2 separate regions of the Homo sapiens genome follow, and region 1 is linked to region 2. Evidence: chromatin loops called from intact Hi-C (ENCODE). Cell type or tissue: endothelial cell of umbilical vein. All regions are shown on one strand. Links, peaks and the distances in the headings refer to the core of each region. The heading gives the core; the rest is flanking DNA.

Region 1 (2,916 bases), core at 144-2,643, 120 kb before region 2:
GGCTCTAGCGGTCTGAAGCTCCAAGCTCCTAAGACTGCCTAACCAAAACAAAGACACTGGTATATATTTTCCATTCATTTATGAGTTTTCAAAAAATTTAGGTCTTTATTAAGAGTTAAATATAAACATTAACTCATTGTGTTACAGAGAAATAGGGTCTTTGGAGGAACTGTTTGAACATGGGTCACAGTTACTTGTTTATGTAACACGATTTAGAGGGGTACAAAGATCCTTGGCAGGAAGGGTAGGAGGAGGAGATGGAGGAGATGGGAGAGAAGGAAGGAAGCACCTGTGAAATCCCTACCTTCAACCTTGTCAGTTTCCAATTTGCATATGCTCATGTCCCTAATGAAAAGCACCTCCAAAATAGACTTCTTTCATTTAGATATATGTATTTTTGCGTTATGACTTTTTCCATTACAACAGCACAAAACCCAAGAAGGTAGCTGGTGTGGCGATGCACAACTGTATTCTCAGTTATGAGGGAGGCTGAGATGGGAGAATCACTTGAGCCCAGGAGTTCGAGGCTACAGTGATCTATAATTGCACCACTACACTCCAGCCTGGGTGACAGAACAACCTCGTCTCTTAAAAAAAAAAAAATTTAAGTAAACTAGACTTGAAATCAGGTTTTCAAATTGCTGTATTACAAAGTCTTAAATCACGATTAAAAAAATAACAAAACTTGCCTATAATCCCAACTACTCAGGAGGCTGAGGTGGAAGAATCACTTGAACCCAGGAGGCGGAGGTTGCAGTGAGCCGAGACTGCGCCGCTGTACTCAGCCTGCGCGACAGAGTAAGAGTCTGTCTCAAAAAAACAAAGAAACAAACAAACAAAAACATAAAAATAACAAAACCCAAGATGACATGAATGTAACAAAGATAAACATTTTGTTCTACTGAACAGTTTCTTTTATCTTGGTCTTGTCCTTCTAATTTTCTTTCTTTGTGTATGTTTTATATGTTCATAAGTAGGTATAGTATATGCCTATAATTTCCAGAAATATAAATATTCATCTATTCAGAGCACAATGTTCAAAAATATTTTATCATAAGGATGCACAACAAAAACTGTTTAGATATCCCTGAACTAGATTAATACCTCTTACCATCTTTTGTCAACAAATGGGTCAGAAAAGTCCCTTCATTGCCATTATTTACAGCCAGTGTCGTGCTACCAACATTCTCTACGCCTGAGTCATCCTTGTTCATGTTCACATTCGAGCTTGTTCATTTAGCACCAGACTTGGAAAGAAACTGCAGGAAATGTGCATTTCTGGACGACTCGAACAATTTTACCTCACGCTCTTCCCTGCTCCGGGCTGGGATCCAACTCTGAAAAAACCTGAAATTCACAGATTCAAGGGAGACTTTTCTCCATGTTTCTCAGGAAGTAAACAGGGTATGGCTGACACGGCAACACCCTTTTCCAGGCAAAGAGCAAAATGCAGCAGGGGTTTGGACCTCAGTGCAGTTTTCACTGGAACTTGGGCTGTGTCTGGGTGCCAGAGAATTTTAAAGAGCAAGCAGGTACCTCAGGGATCTTGTTGTCAAACCCCTCATTATATGAGTGAGACACAGAAGGACAAAGTTGGAATGAACTATGCAAGATCACATAGCACGCTAGTGGCACATCCGGGACCACCACCCAGTCTCTCCAGTCTCCCCCTCTGTGGCTGATGTGGGGGAGGGACAGCTTGAGGAGCAGGGGGAGTTTCTGGCTTGTGATGAGACATGGCTGGACAATGTCTGGTGGTGTTAGATCCCAGACAGCGTTTCCACAGAACTCTTCCATGCACTCTAACCCAGGTGCCTGTGTGGGGTCTCTGGTGAGAGATTCATGGGGTCCCCCGTCTGGGAAAGGCTGTTTGGTACTGCCTGCCTCTGGAAAGTAGAAAGCTCACTTACAGCTTCTTCAACCTAGAAACAATCTTTGTACAGGATGGTGGTCGCAAAAGTCCAGCTCTTCTAATGGTGTCTACGGCTCCAACATATAGAAAAGGTCTGGAAGACCTGAAGTGAGGTGGGGGATGGGTGTGTGTGTTCCCCACTGCCGTATCCATCCTCAGTGCCTAGGACAGGGCCTGCCTGACACGTAGGAGGTCCTCAGATTTTTTTTTTGAGACAGAGTCTTGCTCTTTCGCCCAGGCTGGAGTGCAGTGGTGTGATTATAGCTCACTGTACCCTTGACCTCCTGGGCTCAAGAGATTCCCCTACCTCAGCCTCTGGAGTAGCTGGGACTACAGGCACCAAACACCACACCTGAATGATTTTTGTATTTTTAGTAGAGTCGGGGTTTCACCATGTTGGCCAGGCTAGTCTTGAACTCCTGGCTTCAGGTGATCTGCTCACCTCTGCCTCCCAAAGTGCCAGGATTACAGGCGAGAGCCACTGCACCTGGCCAGGTGTTTTTTTGTTTTGTTTGTTTTGCTTTGTTTTTAAGAGACAGGATCTCGTCGTGTTGCCCAGGCTGGAGTGCAGTGGTATGATCATAGCTCACTGCAGCCTCGACCTCCTGGGCTGAAGAGATTCCCCTACCTCAGATCCCTGAGTAGCTGGGACGACAGGCACACACTACCACATCTGGCTAATTTTTAAATTATTTTTTTGTAGAGATGGGGTCTTACTATGTTTGCTCAGGATGGTCTTGAACTCCTGGGCTCAAGCAATCCTCCTGCCTCAGCCTCCCAAAGTGCTGGGATTACAGGCCTGAGCCACCGTGCCTGGCCCAGAAATTTTTGTTGAATAAAAAACGCCTCACCTGAGAAGGTGGGGGAGAGACGAGTGGAGAGGCCTAAGTTTTTCACCTACTCGGGCTGGGTTTGAGGGTGGCCAGAGGGTTAGGAGCTGGATGTCCAGCCATGAGCATAGTGAGGAAGAGATAGCCCAGTCTGCCCCTGTCTCTCTTTGTGCT
Region 2 (2,916 bases), core at 210-2,709:
ATTTCCCATCGAGCCATGTGGCCTAATGACTACTATCTGGAGGCACCTAGTTCATGCATGTGTGTACCTGTTACTACGGGTTACCCTCTGCTAGGTAATAAGCTCTGTGAGCACAGGGTCCTTGTCTATTTTGTTCACTACTATATTCCTGATGCCTACAAAGGCCCTGGCACCTAGTAGCTGCTCAGTAAATATTTTTTGGATGGATGGATAGATGGATGGATGGATGGATGGATGGATGGATGGTGGATGGTAGCCAGTGAAAGAACACAAAATTTTGAAGCTTGGAGCCATCTAATACCATGGATCCCAGATTTTGATCTGCTCCCAACAGTGCTAAATTGAGTAATGCACAGCCCGCCGATACATTTCCTGTGATTAAATCCTATTCTTCCCTGTATGGAGTTCCAGAAGGTGTTTTTATAAGTTGGTTATATTTGGAACAAGAAGTGAAGAAATTGCTAGCCCTCATCAAGGCTGTCCATTAAGTGAGAAAAAAGCCTGTGACTGGTCTCGAATTACTTATCGAGTAATTGAAATGTGTGGGGAACCACGACAGGATATAAGACTAACGGCCACGCTATTCTGTACGTCCAAGCTTCTCTAGACATTAGCCCCTTGACCGTGAAGATCTCGCTGATTGGGCATGCGCATGTTTGCTAATCACGTGGCACAGTTTAGCCAGTTTGTGATTATTTGTGTACAAATGTCTCTATCTCACCCAAAGACAACAAAAGCCCTGCAGGTCAGGGCCTATTTATATCATCTCACACAAAGCCTTGTCAAGAGTCTCCGCTGAATGGATTCACCAATTCCAGAAGACAGGTGCCCTGTCGTTCACTTTTGAAAAATGACTCACGTGGTTCATTTATGTCCTTGGGCCTGCAGTTAATTCAATTCTAAGGCTGAAATGACTGAGGGAGGACAAGGCACACAACAGGCTTCTCAGCATAACTTGCCAAGAACAATCTCCTTACCGTGGAGAGGAAAACCCTTGAATCCTTATTGATTCTTCGGGGCCATTCGAGAGGGAAAAATAATCTTCTCACTCTTGTAGTTTCAATCTCAAAAAAGGGTTGAAGGGCTCCTATTTCCCTGTCAAACTCTGTTAAGACATTCAGGGCACTGTGCCAGCCACTGGCTTGGGACAATGAGTCTCTGTTTGCTTAGCTAAGATTAGAGAATGTGTCAACAGTCTTATCTACCACGTCATCTCTAGATCTTATTACCCTTAAGCAATGAGTGGGTTGAAAGATTAGTAGGAATGCCTAGAAGTAACTTGTTGGAAGAAACTGGTCACAGACCTGCCAAGGTTTGTCATCACTCAGCATGTCTGTGAAGTTCAAGGGAACTGTGTCTTTAATGGGACTGTCTAAAATCATCTGTAAATGAAGGCCTAAGACCAAGAGGCACATTGTCTCCATGATGCTCTGATGCCCAGCCTCTTCTCTCACTGATACCCCAAGAGTGACTCTTCGCTAGGAATTCTGCAGACGGACCAGGCTGGGTTCTTTTATACCCTAATTCAAGTCATGAGTCCTGAGTGACATCCAGTCCTCTGTGGTTCAGATGGAAAAGCGTTTGAGTGGCTCTGTTGTTCACCTCCAAAGGCATCCCTCCTTCCAGGTGACAACAGCTGGGTATTAGAAGCATGTTCTTAAAGGTCTTGCTACTCAAAGGGTTGTCCTTGGACCAGTCCTTGGTATCACATGGGAGCTTGTTCTAGATGCAAATTCATGCCTCCTTTCCTACCCAGACCCACTGAATCAGCATCTCAGAAGGCAGGGCCCAGCAACCTTTGCTTTAGTGATACCCTCAGGTAATTCTTCTGTGTGCTAAAACTCGAGCTGGATTGCTCGCAACTGTCCCCTTCTCAACCACACTTCCCAGAGGACTGGAATCTAAAGGCTGGGATGCGATGAGCAATTATTTTCTAGTCTCTACACCTGCTAAAAGAGTGTTATCCATAGGTTTCATCCTGGGATAACTGTGAAACAGCCTTGCCAGGTAAAAAGTGCTCCCTGAAGGAGGAGGAGTAAGAGTGGCAGGGACGCAGTGGTTCAGTGCTGGCACTGGGTTCTTCCTGAGTTCCTTCAGTTTCCTAGTGAGTGGTTCTGTCAGTGGAAAGGTTAGTGCAAAGTGGCTCTAACCCTAAAAAGTGAAACAGGATTCTGTTGAAGATTGCTCAATCCAGCCTACTCACTCCTTCCTGCCTCACCCCTGCCCACAGGCGCCAGGAAAGTGTTTCCTCCCAGATTTCTCTTGATACAAGAGACCTAGGGTGGTGCATTCATGAAATGAGGGAAATTCTTTTTACAGTTTTCTTTTTTCTTTTCTTTTTTTTTTTCCTGAGGCACAGTCTCACTCTGTTGCCCAGGCTGGAGTGCAGTTGGTGTGATCTCGGCTCACTGCAACCTCCACCTCTTAGGTTCAAGTGATCCTCCTGCCTCAGCCTCCCAAGTAGCTGGGATTACAGGCATGCACCATCACGCCTGGTTACTTTTTGTCTTTTTAGTAGAGACGGGGTTTCATCATGTTGGCCAGGCTGGTCTCGAACTCCTGACCTCAGGTGATCCACCCGCCTCAGCCTCCCAAAGTGCTGGGATTACAGATGTGAGCACTGTGCCCGGCCTCTATAACAATTTTAATGGGGAACTTCCCATGAGAACCTTCGGTCAAAAATCGTGTAATTGTCGTACCTTGTCTCTATTTCTTTTTGATGAGATGAATCTACCCCACTGGGTTTCAGTGGACTTAGCAGATGTGGAAGTGCCCAAGAGTGGGGTCTATGCAAAAGAAGCAGGCAAGGCTAGCAGGGACTGTTCGTTAGATGAGCAGTACATGACTTACAGATTCTCTGGGTGTCAACTCCTAGTGCTGTCTTAGGGAGAGTTAGGTGGCCCAGTTATGAGACTG

Evidence for each region. A loop is a pair of places that touch in the nucleus more often than their neighbours do. Peaks named below come from ENCODE experiments on the same cell type or tissue, not always from the same donor. Only the 100,000 strongest peaks of a DNase experiment are listed, where the experiment ranks them.
Region 1: a loop joins it to region 2, with 4 times the contacts of the local background. A loop is called at or near these places in 5 of 110 quality-filtered maps.

What each region holds. Positions count from the first base shown.
Region 1 is chr10:12,843,676-12,846,591 of GRCh38, reverse strand. No RefSeq gene overlaps it. Among named protein-coding and RNA genes, the nearest start is that of MIR548Q, 120 kb to the right of the region's middle. In endothelial cell of umbilical vein, for the core only: no CTCF peak of the experiment used is centred there; a DNase peak (open chromatin) is centred at 1,281; H3K27ac peaks cover 1,802 bases.
Region 2 is chr10:12,718,842-12,721,757 of GRCh38, reverse strand. All of the region lies in intron 3 of CAMK1D (calcium/calmodulin dependent protein kinase ID), which reads right to left. Among named protein-coding and RNA genes, the nearest start is that of MIR548Q, 5.1 kb to the left of the region's middle. In endothelial cell of umbilical vein, for the core only: no CTCF peak of the experiment used is centred there; DNase peaks (open chromatin) are centred at 1,177 and 2,187; H3K27ac peaks cover 1,505 bases.